Regions from separate parts of the Homo sapiens genome. Here region 2 is linked to region 1. Evidence: read pairs that join two places in POLR2A ChIA-PET (ENCODE). Cell type or tissue: HepG2. All regions are shown on one strand. Each heading gives the region's core, and the rest is flanking DNA. Links, peaks and the distances in the headings are about the cores only. Region 1 overlaps TEAD3 (TEA domain transcription factor 3). Region 2 overlaps PPARD (peroxisome proliferator activated receptor delta).

What was found. Peaks named below come from ENCODE experiments on the same cell type or tissue, not always from the same donor. Only the 100,000 strongest peaks of a DNase experiment are listed, where the experiment ranks them.
Region 2: POLR2A ChIA-PET joins it to region 1 with 5 read pairs; 16 of 35 experiments call an interaction of 5 or more read pairs at or near these places.

Annotation. Positions count from the first base shown.
Region 1 is chr6:35,471,459-35,478,457 of GRCh38, reverse strand. It overlaps TEAD3 (TEA domain transcription factor 3), which reads left to right. Exons shown (of 13, transcript NM_003214.4): 6 at 1-24; 7 at 134-183; 8 at 1,086-1,147; 9 at 2,023-2,156; 10 at 2,366-2,539; 11 at 2,752-2,892; 12 at 2,970-3,122; 13 at 3,301-4,861. The coding sequence ends at 3,414. Among named protein-coding and RNA genes, the nearest start is that of MIR7111, 4.4 kb to the right of the region's middle. RefSeq lists an enhancer at 3,807-3,946. In HepG2, for the core only: no CTCF peak of the experiment used is centred there; DNase peaks (open chromatin) are centred at 5,067 and 5,627.
Region 2 is chr6:35,404,215-35,411,213 of GRCh38, reverse strand. PPARD (peroxisome proliferator activated receptor delta) reads right to left here. Exons shown (of 8, transcript NM_006238.5): 3 at 1-227. The coding sequence starts at 126. Among named protein-coding and RNA genes, the nearest start is that of FANCE, 45 kb to the left of the region's middle. RefSeq lists enhancers at 1-25, 26-559. In HepG2, for the core only: a CTCF peak has its summit at 4,775; no DNase peak of the experiment used is centred there.

The DNA.
Region 1 (6,999 bases), core at 2,000-6,999:
GCCGTCTTCTCCACTTCCTCGCGGGTACATGGGTCCCAGGAGGTGGGCTGGTGTGGGGGTGTGCTGTAAAGGATGAGCTTTAGTGGGGTTCATGGATGCTGAGGGGCCCCTGGGCCTTGTCTCATCCCTGCAGTTCTGGAGCAGCCCCCCTCTCCTGGGACAGCAGCCTGGACCCTCTCAGGAGTGAGTATTGTGGCTCATCATCCCACGCCCTCTTCCTCCTGGCAGCCGCACAGGGCTTCCCTCCCATTTGGGCTCCAGCAACAGCTGAGCAAAGTTTTAATTCAAAAATAGAGGGATGCAGGCTGGGTGGTGGCTCACACCTGTAATCAATCCTAGCACTTTGGGAGGCCGAGGTGGGAGGATTGCTTGAGGCCAGGAGTTCAGAATCAGCCTGGGTAACAGGGCAAGACTTGCTCTCTCAAAAAAAAAAAAAAAAATTAGCTGGGTGTGGTGGTGCGTGCCTGTAGTCCTAGCTACGTGGGAGGCCAAGGCAGGCTAGGATTGCTTGAGCTCAGGAGTTCCAGAGTTCCAGGCTGTAGTGAGACTTGATTGCACCATTGCAACTACAGCCTGAGCAACAGAGGGAGACCCTGTCTCTGAAAAAAGAAAAAAAAAAGCTGGAGAGTGGCAACAGGACAGCTGATGCGCTGGCTGTTCACTATGCATTCTCTCATCAGCATGCATCCACTTGTCATCCATCTCTTTGTTTACTTTCTGCTCAGTTTCTGAGGCAGTCTCTCAGTTAACAAGTCAGGTGGTCAAGTGTGCTGGTTCTTCAACTCTAAAACAACTTTCATCAAAAGACCCTCAGCTTAAGGAGCAGCTTTTCAGGGTGGGGGGTGGGGAAGGTTGAAATGAAATCCTACACTAAATGGGCAGATCAGCTGGGAGACGCAGCAGGATTTCACAAAAGCTAAAATGTGCAGAAAACAAAAAGCTTGCGAGTTAGCTTTTCAGCATGCGTTTCTGGGCCTCAGCAGAAAGGCTGGGTGGCTTGCTCCTGGGGTCTTGGAAGAGGGGCTGGGCCAGGTGGAAGGTAGGGAAGAGGGAACCCTCTCACCAGGCTGTGCTCCTGTCTGCAGCATCAAGCCCTTTGCACAGCCAGCCTACCCCATCCAGCCGCCCCTGCCGCCGACGCTCAGCAGTAAGTTCCCCACACGAGGTGCTCTCCCTTGGCACCTGCACCTCCACTCAGGAGAGCTGGGGTCCAACTGTGTGTGTTTGCTTTGGGAGGGAGGGGGTTGCGACATCTACAGGAGATTGGGACAGGCCAGGAATAGCCCCTTTACCTTGTACAATGTTGCTTCCAGATCTCTGGCACAAAACCATAGCCAAGCCAGGCGTGGTGGCTCATGCCTGTAACCCCAGCACTTTGGGAGGCTGAGGCAGGTGGATCACCTGAGGTCAGGAGTTCGAGACCAGCCTGAACAACATGGTGAAACCCCGTCTCTACTAAATACAAAAATTAGCTGGGCGTGGTGGCGCATGGCTATAGTCCCAGCTACTTGGGAGGCTGAGGCAGGAGAATCACTTAAACCCAGTGGGTGGAGGTTGCAGTGAGCCAAGATTGTGCCATTGCACTCCAGCCTGGGCAACAAGAGTGAAACTCCATCTCAGAAAAACAAAAAAACCATAGCCAATACACAGCTACAAGCACACACCACCAAAACCTACATTTACACACATCTCTATGGATAGAAAACTCCCCATAAGGAAATGCACTGAAATCTTAACAAGACTTTCTCTTTCTAGATGGTGGGATTCTGGGTAATTGTTCTTTCCCTTTTTTACTTCTCTGTGTTTTCTGTTTAAACACACAAGGAAATGTTTTTGATATATACTACTAGGGCCACCACGTATGGTTGTGCAGGTTGTACACTGTACAAGGACACATAGTAGGGGAGTCAAAATCCAACTCATGTTCCTTCCCAAAAGGGGCACCTTTGCAAGCTGGGGGCAGCTTTGTCAGTAAGCACCTGCATGCATCCATGCAGATGAAAATCTGTCTCGCCCTCCCAGGTTATGAGCCCCTGGCCCCGCTCCCCTCAGCTGCTGCCTCTGTGCCTGTGTGGCAGGACCGTACCATTGCCTCCTCCCGGCTGCGGCTCCTGGAGTATTCAGCCTTCATGGAGGTGCAGCGAGACCCTGACACGGTAACGTGTTTGGGGGTGAGGGTGAGGCTTTGCACAATTGTGGAGAGGCCGGCCGGGTGATCCAGGGCTGCAACTCAGGATCTGGGGGTTGGGGGTCTGGCCTGTTCAGGAAGCCCTAGGCAATTCTATACCTGTGCAGTGCTCCCTTCCCCGCCCCCGGGCCTGCAAGCCTGAGTACTCTCCTGACCCTGTCTGGGCCCTCCCCACAGTACAGCAAACACCTGTTTGTGCACATCGGCCAGACGAACCCCGCCTTCTCAGACCCACCCCTGGAGGCAGTAGATGTGCGCCAGATCTATGACAAATTCCCCGAGAAAAAGGGAGGATTGAAGGAGCTCTATGAGAAGGGGCCCCCTAATGCCTTCTTCCTTGTCAAGTTCTGGGTGAGTCCCCCTGGCCTTCTCTGCTCCAAGCCCCCTTCCCCACCCCAGAGGTGCAACATCCAGGCCCACTGCATTGACCTCTGACCCTGCTGCATCCTCATGGCTTGTGGGCAGAGTGCCAGAGATGGATCCTTGGGCAGGACTCTGATGTGGTGTGGCGGGAATACTTCTGGTCTCTGCCAGCACCTAACACCCCCCACCCCCATGCCCAGGCCGACCTCAACAGCACCATCCAGGAGGGCCCGGGAGCCTTCTATGGGGTCAGCTCTCAGTACAGCTCTGCTGATAGCATGACCATCAGCGTCTCCACCAAGGTGTGCTCCTTTGGCAAACAGGTGGTAGAGAAGGTGGAGGTGAGTGGGGGCTCTGGGTGGCTTGGTGGGGCTGGGAGCAGGCAGGCCGAGTGACGCCTTCTCCATATTCTCTGCAGACTGAGTATGCCAGGCTGGAGAACGGGCGCTTTGTGTACCGTATCCACCGCTCGCCCATGTGCGAGTACATGATCAACTTCATCCACAAGCTGAAGCACCTGCCCGAGAAGTACATGATGAACAGCGTGCTGGAGAACTTCACCATCCTGCAGGTATGGGGGCAGCAGGGGTCGTGGGGAGTCCCACAGGCCAGGGCCTCCAAGTTGGGTAGCCAGACACATCGCTTGGCTGAGAGGCATAGATCCGGAAAGGAGAATGGTCTGTTCAGCCCCCTGCCCCGTGGCCCTTTTCTCCCTGACCTCCTGAATCTCTTACCTGCTCACCCCCCAGGTGGTCACGAGCCGGGACTCCCAGGAGACCCTGCTTGTCATTGCTTTTGTCTTCGAAGTCTCCACCAGTGAGCACGGGGCCCAGCACCATGTCTACAAGCTCGTCAAAGACTAGGGTGCCCTCTGCGCCTCCTTAAGGATGCAGGGTGAGCATCTCCTCTCCACACCTGCCTGGCACCCCTGGGGGGGTCCAGGATTGAGGATTCATCTACCTGCCAGGCCTCAGGCCCAGGACCCAGGAGGCCTCCCCACCTACCCCAGCACACACACTCCCTGCCACTGTTCTGCGCTTTAATTGTGGGAGAAGAGAGGAGAGGAGGGCTCAGCGGTGGGGCAGCCTGTCCGGGGCGCTGACCCACCATCACCCTGCTCTGCCCAGCCTCGCGTGACCTCAGAGAGGTGGGGATAGGGGACACCTTCAGCCTCCAGCATGTGTGGCCACTGTACCCCCACCCACCCTTGGGGGAGCATGATGGGCAGGTGAGGGCAGGATGGAGACCAAGGGAGTCAGTGAGCAGAGGCCCTGGGAGTGTCCGGTTGGGGTTGGACTGAGGACAGAGGGGCCCACACTTCCTTGCCCCTTTGTGTCCCAGGCCTGGTGCCCAGACTCCTTGCATGGCTTGTGTGGTCCTCAGACTCCGCACAGCGAGCGTAGGTCTCTGGGTTTCAGATGAAGTGCCCAGGCTCCAGGAAGTTGAGGGACCCACAGGAGAGGTGGGCAGAGCTGGAGTTCTCATCCAGGGCTGCTTGTCCCCAGAGCCCAGGTTTATACTACCTCCCTGGGGCGGGGGCTGGCCGCAGGGTAGGGGAGAGGCTCTGCAGTGTGGAGTGGAGCCTCATCGAGGGGCGCTGGGTTAGGGGAGCACCTGTTTCAGACTGGGCATGAAGAAGGGAGCACAGCAGCTACTAGACCCCATTAGCACCTCATTAGCCCACAAGCCAGCCAGGGGCCCCAGGAAGATGGGGCACCCCCCAGCACCCTCCAGATTGAGAGCAAGGTAGAGGAAGGAGTCCCAGCCTCTGGGCAGACCAGAGGCCCAGAGGGAGAGAGTAGCAGAAGGCTTTTGATTTTTCTCTTGCCTGAGGCTTGAATCTGACAAACCCTTGGTGGGCACTGCTCCCTTAGGTTCTTCCCCACCTCAATCTACCTGCCTAGAGTAGCAGCTCCCAGACCCAGTTCTGGGACTGAAGGTTAACCCTTCACCTGCTGTCCCTTCTTAACACCCAGGCCCCCAGAGCCAGCTGGGCCTGTCCAGCAGCCACCTGTGGGTATTTATGAGTTTCATATGAAGTACTGTGCCCCTTCCCTTCCTCATCCCGACCCTGCCCGAGCTTCCTGAAGGTCCTCACTGTTTGCATATCGCTCAGGCCACCTCCAAACCCCACCTAGGTTTTATAATGTATATTATATATTTTTTTGTGTATTTTTAAAATCCAGCTGTGATGGGTTATATCATAAATGCAGCTTGGGGTTGGAGCAGGGGCCCTCAAAGGCCCAGCTCCTGCTCAAAAAAAAAAAAAAAAAAAAATTAAAGTTATTTGTTTGTGGGTCAGTCATGTAACCACTTGTGTGCCAGACCTTTGGATTGGAACAGCTTCAGGTGAGGGCTCCTCCTAGGTCCTGGTGTGTCATCACCGCCAACCCCTGCAATGCCATCATCTCTTGGGGGGCCCCAAGGCCTACCCACACTCAACATTTCCCTCACTCCCTCCTGCTTCCAGCTGAGCACTTGTGTGTGCTGGCCTGAGGTCACCTAAGGGAAGTGATGTGCTCAAGGTCGCACATTGACTGAGATGGAAGCTCCAGGGCCCCCTGATAAGCCAGCACAACACAGACCAAAGCCTAGGGGTTAGCAACTGACCCTAAGTGACTCAAGGAGGGTAAGCGCTCTCCCCAGGTGACAACTGCTGACCTACCCATGTCTGCCTGGAAAGCCCTGCTGTCCTGAGCCACCTGTCCACAGTAGGGACAGACCACAGTCCTTAGAGGGCTGGGGCAGAGATAGTTCAAGACTTTCAGCGGCCGGGCACAGTGGCTCACACCTGTAATCCCAGCACTTTGAGAGGCTGAGGCGGGTGGATCACGAGGTCAGATCAAGACCATCCTGGCTAACATGGTGAAACCCCGTCTCTACTAAAAAAAAAAAAATGCAAAAAATTAGGCAGGTGTGGTGGCACACGCCTGTAGTCCCAAATACTCAGGAGGCTAAGGCAGGAGAATAGCTTGAACCCGGGAGGTGGAGGTTGCATTGCAGTGAGCCGAGATTGCACCACTGCACTCCAGCCTGGGTGACAGAGCTAAACTCCGTCTCAAAAAAAAAAAAAAAAAGCTTTAAGCAAACATTTTCCCAAAGAGGCTGTTCTAGCTTTTTCTCCTGCAGTTAAATATGGGTGAACTGATTGGACTCACTTGTCACAGGATGAAACTGTATTTGCTCTAAGGGTGGCAGGCTAGAGATGAGACTCTAGAATAAAGGGTTAAACAGAATGGGGATGACCCAGTTAAATTTTAATTTCAGATAAACAGATGATTTAAGTATGTTCCATGCAATACTAAGGACATCCTGCATTTTTATTTGCTAAATCTGGCAACCCTCTAGAATCTAGTCTTCTAGGTCATTCTAGTCCAACCTTCAAGTTAACAGATCGGGAGAACTTGAGACATGTTAAATGTACTTCTCACAGCCAGTCACTGCCAACATCAGGATTCCAACCTGGTCTGCCTGACTCCACGTTGTGTGCCTGGTATCCCACTAGGAGCCCCAAACTGTCACCTGCTGGATGGGTGGGAGGGTACCGAGCCCCAGTAGGTAGGAGGGGTCCAGGAAGCAGAAATTCCTGGAGGCTGCACTGGACACCGATTACATCTGTGGGCGATTAGCACACGAGCCTTCAGATAATTGCTTTTGCTTTAAGCTGAAGTTTCCCTTTTCCTTCTGATTGCAAAGATCACAGGAGGTTCAGAAAATACAGAAAAGCCCAAAGAAAAGAAAAATAACCACAACAAGTAGCTGGCTGGACCTGTCTTGAGAACCAAAATTCACTGCTCATCCTCATTAGGTTTTATACCTTTCTTACCAAGAAAGTGCTGTTAACTTCTTAAAAGCTAAAAAAGCAAAAGCTGCTCAGAGTAAAAACCCTGTGTTCTTCATTTCAGGGACAGGGAAGGCTTGTTTTGAGAAATGCAGCATCTCCCCCGACCCCCCGACTCCCACACATACCACCGATGGACTCTTGCTGTTGCCCAGGCTAGAGTGCAGTGGTGCGATCTCAGCTCACTGCAACCTCCACCTCCCAGGTTCAAACAGTTCTGCCTCGGCCTCCCAAGTAGCTGGGATCACAGGCGTGAGCCACCGCACCCAGCCAAAATACAGCATTGTTAAGCACTGCTTTTATGCTTTAAAATAACCGTTCTCAGCCGGGGGTGGTGGCTCACGCCTGTAATCCCAGAACTTTGGGAGGCCCAGACGGGCGGATCACAAGGTCAGGAGATGGAGACCCTCCTGGCTAACACGGTGAAACCCTGTCTCTACTAAAAATACCAAAAAACTAGCCGGGCATAGTGGCGGGCGCTTGTAGTCCCAGCTACTCGGGAGGCTGAGGCAGAATGGCATGAACCCAGGAGGCGGAGCTTGCAGTGAGCCCAGATCACGCCACTTATACTCCAGCCTGGGGAATGGAGCGAAGACTCAAAAAAAAA
Region 2 (6,999 bases), core at 2,000-6,999, 67 kb after region 1:
GTAGCTGCTGGAAGGAAGTGCATGCTGTGGTCCCCCATTGAGCTCTGGGGCTCCTTCTGCCTCTGCCACTTCCTCTTTCTCCTCCTCTTCCCGGACCTCAGGGGCTTCCTCCTGTGGCTGCTCCATGGCTGATCTCCCCTCGGCGCCACACCTGCAGGCCCAGTCATAGCTCTGGCATCGTCTGGGTCTGAACGCAGATGGACCTCTACAGGGTGGTTCCCATCAGCCTGGGCAGAGGAGAAGACAGGAAGAGGTCAGGGGAGGCAGTGACAAGGAAGAGGATGGTGCGAGTGGGGCACGCTTGGGGGCTGCTGTCATGGAGGGGGTTCTTCTGCTCCTGCTCCTTCCCTAGTTCCTGCAGTGCTATACCATGGTCTCTGCTCCTTGTATCACAAGTCACCTGCCCTATCACCCTTCCCACCTGGCTCTTGTAGTGGGTTTGTGGGGTTCGGAGCAGGCTCCATAAACTAGAGAGGTGACACATCACTGTGCCACCCTTCCCTGCCTCCTCTGCTGCCTTCTGTTCTGAGTCTCCAGGAAGCACATTGGAATGACTTGAGGGGCTTTTCCCAACTCTCCAGCCCACCTGGAGATCCAGATATGCATCACGCCTCCCATCCCCGACCCTGTCCCTATCAGCACTCAGGCCCAAGAATCACGGCTCTGCTGTGCTACTGTTCCTGAAGGGGTGAGTCCCATCCTTTCAGTGGTTGGGTGTGGAAAAAAGACATAAAGCCCTGCTGTTCTTGGCTCATGTTGACAGCAGATCTGCAACCATGGCCTCAATAGCAGAGACATCAGAAAAAGGAAGATGTGCTCCATCCTGGAGTCTTTCCAAGGTGACAACTTACTGGGTGGTGATGCCACGTCCACATCACCCAGGAGGAGACAGTTCCAACCCTTAGCAAGTAAAACATTATCCACAAATGCCACAGTCAGAGATGATAAGATCATGAGGTACTGTGGAGAGTCTCCCAGCGGGGAAATGTCTGCACCAGACCTTGTGGAAGGATCAGGAGAAGAAAAGATCTGCTTTAAGATGTTAAGCATCTGTGGGACCCCAACTCTCAGATATTTTACCGACAGCTCAAACTCAATCTATCCAAACAGAACCCATCATTTTCCCCAAACCCATTCGTCCTCTAGTAATCTTTACTTTAGCAACCCACCTGCCTGTCTACCCACTCATCAGAACCAGAACCTGGAGTGATCAGAGACTCCTTCTGCTCTCTCTCCCTGCTCTAGACCTGCCAACTCGGCTGTACACTGTAGTCACTGGGGAGTTTTTAAAAAGACAGATGCCTGGTCCCATCCCCAGAGATTCTCCTTTGATTGGTTTGGGGAGCAGCTTGGACATTGGGTTTCTTATTTTTTAATTGTCCTGGTGATTGTAATGTACAGCCAAGTTTGTACAAAACATGTTAAGGCTACACATTCATTTCCACCAGGCCTTCCCTTGCTTGGACTTAACAATAACCTCGGGGCCTACTTGAGGGTGGAGGCTGGGAGGAGGAGAGGAGCAGAAAAAATAACTATCGGGTACTAGTCTTAGTACCTGGGTGATGAAATAATCTGTATAATAAACGCCTGTGACACAAGTTCACCCACATAACAAACCTGCATCTGTACCCTGAACCTAAAATAAAACACCACCACAAAACTCTTAGCTGTTTTCTGATGGGTTTTTTTGTTGTTGTTGTTATTGTTTTTTGAGACAGTCTCACTCTGTCGCCTAGGCTGGAGTGCAGTGGCGCAATCATGGCTCACTGCAGCCTTTATCTCCCGTGCTCAAGGGATCCTCCCACCTCAGCCACCCAAGTAGCTGGGACCACAGGTGTGCACTACCACACCAGCTAATTTCTGTATTTTTTTTTAGGGATAAGGTTTTGCTATGTTGCCCCGGCTGGTTTTGGACTCCTGGGCTCAAGCAATCTGCCCACCTTGGCCTACCAAGGTATTGGAATTACAGGCATGAGCCACTGTGCCTGGCTTAAAAATAATTTAAATTATAATAAAATAAGAAGGCAAAACTTAATAATGTGGAAGATGAGAGGGAGTGATCAACATTCAATCAGCTCAAGTCCCTTTACTTCTCAAAAGATGTCTCAAGATGCCGATGTATGATTTCCAAATCATTAGAGTGGGAAAACCTGGAAAAGGTCACGTAAACCTCTAGCTTTGTGACTGAGGAAGCCTCACAGACAGGAGCAGACCACAGAGACACAACTAAATGAATGTGGGATCCTGGACCAGATCCCCGAAGCAGAAAGGGGGCAGTGGCAGAAAAACTGGTAAGGTCTGAACAACACACTGACTTTGGTTAATAGTATTGTACCAGTGTTCCTTTATGTAAGATTTAATGTGAGCTGGGTAAAGGATATGTGGGGACTCTGTACAATCTCTGCAACTTACTCTGTAACACCGAACTTTTTTCAAAATAGAGTTAGAACGAAAAAACCTTTAAAAATTTTGGTTTTCTGGCTTCTCTTGAAAATTGGGCAGACCTGGCCCTTGGGCACCTGCATGCCTCTGGCACCCACCCCCAGAGCCAAGCAATCGGCTGCCCACTCGCATGGTCTCCACTAGTGGCAGTTTCTCCCCTGCAGGCTCTTTACTCATTTACACTGCATTGCAGGGACTTGATAGTTTGTTTAATGTACATCAGTTCCTCAAGGATCAGTCCCTGACCACTCGCCCCTGGGTGTTAAACTTGAGAAGCACCAGACCCAGAGCACAGGAAATGTTCACAGGTGCTGTCCTGCTCACCCCGTGGCTTTCTCCAAGTGGCAGCTGGGGCAGTCACTCCTACTTCTCCCCAGCTCCATTCTCCTTCCTTCTGAGTCTCAGTCTTCTCTGGATCAGCAATCTGTGCCTACCTAAACACTCAATTTCCCCAAGCTCTCTTGCAGCTACAGTGTTCATTGGCATAATTCTGACCAGCAATATGTGAACAGAAATCTACCAGGAGGAGCTTCCGAAAAAGCTATTATTTCCTAATAGAGAGACAAACTTCTGCCCCTCCCATCTTCCTGCCTGGAACAGGAATACTATGCCTAGAGGTGTAGCAGCTGCCTTCGGAGCAGCAGAAGACAGGGTAGGAGGGTGGGTGAAAAGTCCGAAAGCACCTGGCCACTGTGGCCTCCCAAAGCTGCTGGACCCACCCTGCAATGCCGGCCTCCAGACTGCTTGTTAGGTGAAAAAATCAAACTTGTTTTACCAGGCACTGATTGCCGGATTTCTGTTGCATGCAACTGAACGCAATCCTAATTTAAAATAGGAGACATAAAGACACTTAGCTCAAGAGTAGAGTGGGGTTCTGGGGTGGAAGTTGGCCACAATACTGGAAAAAGGACCCTAGCAATTACCAACAGCAGTGTGTGACTGTAGTGGCATTAGTCAGCTTTTTTTTTTTTTAATTGTGTGAAAGACAATTATTCTTTTATTTTTATAATATATTCAGACTCGGCATGGAGAGGAAACTAATTTTAGCTGAAATCTTTTTTTTCAAAGTTTATTTTATTTTATTTTATTTATTTATTTATTTTATTATTATTATACTTTAAGTTTTAGGGTACATGTGCACAATGTGCAGGTTAGTTACCTATATATACATGTGCGATGCTGGTGTGCTGCACCCATTAACTCGTCATTTAGCATTAGGTGCCATTATCCAAATAACAAGTACCAGAAACACTGATTCTTTATGCTCCACCAGATTGAAAGCCTGGAGATGGAGGAGGTAGGGGAGGGTGAGAAGGGGCCACGGGAGGCCTCAGAAGGGATGAGTCCCAAGAGAAGGAGCAGCACGGGTGACAAGGGTCAGATGGTGGGACCCCCGAGAGCCACAGCGCAGTGGCGGCAGAGCCCAGGGTGAGTGGGATGAGGCAATGAGAACACACTCTGTTTTTGGACCCATGTGGCGTGGGTGTCAGTGGACACGGGGCAATGCACACCAGGCTGTGGTGATGAGAGCCAGGAAGAGGAGGACGTGAAGATGTGGGGTCCCCGCTTAGCAGGCAGTAACAGAGGAGGAAAAGCTACAATACTGCCTGGTATATATACTTGACAACACAGCATCTGAGCCTCTGGTGACCCTGGGGAAGACCTGATGGAGCTCCCTGTCAGGACCAAATCCTGGAGGGAGGGGAGGGAGCTGACTGAGCTCCCACTATGCGTCACGCTCCCACTCAAGCCTCGCCAGCCCCCATTAAGGCCTTATAGGCCCCCCTTGCAGATGACAAAAGTGACAGGCCTGAGGATCCCAACAGGGCATCTCAGAACATGCTAGAGGACGAAGCAGAAAACGGCAGAGCTTCGGACACAGCAGGACTCGAGCCGGGCCAGGCCCTGACAGCTGTGTGCACTGGGCCGTGTTACTCAGCAGAGCCTCAGCTCCCACTCCCACATATGAGCTGGTAGTGGGTTTTTTTCACCAGAACCGGTAAAACTGTTCTCAGTTTCGGGAGGTGTAAGTAAGTGGTTGCCTCTTAGACTCAGATGCAGTTCTGGACTCTGGCTAGAGTTCTGAATTTGGGACCAGGGTCTCTAGTTCCCACGCTGACATCTCTCCCTAGCCTGGAATTGTCTCTTCTGACTGTGGCCTCTCAAGGACACCAGTGAAGAGGAAGGGGAGCTGTAGCCTGGCTGTTCTAAAACCTACCCACGTCCCTTGGGCTGCTCCTATTTAGATTGAACTGCTGTGCTGCAGCCCATCCCTGCATTTTGCCAGAAGCCTGCCATTTTCATATGGCCTCCTTGCTCCATCTACAGCTGAGGTCTGTCATCTACCCTGAGCCAAGGTTGCTCCCTGTTCTCAGCTTGCCCAGCCAGGAGCAACCTTGACCCCTAGGCTCTCTCCCCTGACCCACTGGACCTAGGCCCACTGTCTAGATTTTCTCAGGTAGCTGCCACCCCACCCACCACAATTCCTGCAATGAACCCTATTCTCCTCTTCCTTTCTTAAGCCCTGGCACTAAAGATAGCACAGGCTGGGCTGGGCATGGCTCATGCCTGTAATCCCAGCACTTTGAGAGGCTGAGGCAGGCAGATCACATGAGGCTAGGAGTTCGAGACCAGCCTGGGCAACATGGCAAAACCCTGTCTCTACTAAAAACACAAAAATCAGATAGGTGCGGTGGTGCACATTTGTAATCCCAGCTACTCGGAGGCTGAGGCACGAGAATCACTTGAACCCGGAGGGGAGAGGTTTCAGTGAGCCAAGATCGCACTGCTGCACTCCAGCCTGAGGACAGATTGAGACCCTGTCTCAAAAACAAAAAAAAAAGTCCAGGTGCGGTGGTTCATGCCTGTAATCCCAGCACTTTGGGAGGCCAAGGTGGGTGGATCACTTGAGGTCAGGTGTTCGAGACCAGCCTGGCCAACATGGTGAAACCCCATCTCTACTAAAAATACAAAAATTAGCCAGGCATGGTGGCGCACGCCTGTAATCCCAGCTACGTGGGTGGCTGAGGCACGAGAATCGCCTGAACCTGGGAGACAGAGGTTGCAGTGGGCCGAGATCGCACCACTGCACTCCAGCCTGGGTGACAGAGGAGACTCTGTCTCAAAACAACAACAACAACCACAATACAGCCAGGCACTAAGTTTAATTTGTATGCCGGCAAAAAACCCTGGCTTTTTTTTTTTTTGGTCTGGCTCCCAGTGTTGGCTATCTCCCCTCTCCACGCCCCAGCACTATGCCAGAGCCAGAAGCCCTCTGATCATGTCACAGCTTTGCCCCACTTAAGAGGCTGGAGCTTCAGACCCCCAGACAACACAAGGGCCCTGAGCCAGAATGAGGGGGCACGAATGCAGCAATGTAGCCCCTCACCAAAAAGTAGTCCCTAGCAAAATAATTTCTTGCATGGGGCATGGGGGAAGGGCAAGGGGGCTCACACCTATAATCCCAGCACTTTGGGAGGCTGAGGCAGGCAGATCACCTGAGGTCAGGAGTTCAAGACTACCCTGGCCAACATGGCAAAACCCCTGGTTATCCGGGTGTGGTGGCACGCACCTGTAATCCCAGCTACCTGGGAGGCTGAGGCAAGAGAATCGCTTGAACTAGGGAGACAGAGGTTGCAGTGAGCCAAAATCACACCACTGCACTCTAGCCTGGCAACAGAGCAAGACTCCATCTCAAAAAATAAAAATAAAAGGATTTCTTGCAAAACAAACCCCTGGACTATTCCAATTCTGACATATATGTATGTGTGTACACACACACACACACACACACACACACACACACACACACACACACAAAGCCTGCAGTGCACATGCAGCCCCCATGCTCCCATTCCAATACCCACTGTCTGGCCCCAAGAAGAAACTCAGCCCTTCAGAGAACTTAGGTGCAGGGAGGGGCATGACTCCATCCATTGCCCATTGGCAGGTGAATTTCATGGGCAGTGGTAGTTAGAAGCTTAACCCAAATGGCCCAGAGCTCTAGAGAGACCTGGTCTGGGGCCAGAGCAACTAAGCCACCTGGGGCCCAGTCCTTCCCACCAAGTCCAGTTGTCTCCCTTCCCCGTCTCTGCTAGGAGTAGGGAGGGGCTCACTTTCAGGGCAGCCCTCTGTGCTCCTGGTCAGCTGGGCAACCCCCAAGTGCCTCGTACTCCTCGTGGTGACTCAGGTGTTTCCCTGATGCCCACTGGCAGGCTGTACGGTGTGGGAACACTTCTGCCCTACCCAGGGGATGAGTGGGGACAGTCAGTGTGCCAGGGGCCTCCATCCTCCATGGGCTCCATCTGCCACATGGTACAGCCTGATGGACCTTCTTACTGTACCAGAGCCTAAGCTGGATCACCACCTCCATCACAATAGTACTAGCTTCCCTTCTCCAAGGACTTATTACACACCATGCTCTGTGTATGTTGGCAAATGTAATCCTCACAACAACCCTAAGAGGCAGGTACTATTATCATCTCCATTTAACTGACGTGGAAATTATGGCACAGAGAGGCAAAGTAATTGGCTCAAGGTCACACAGTAACTAGAGAA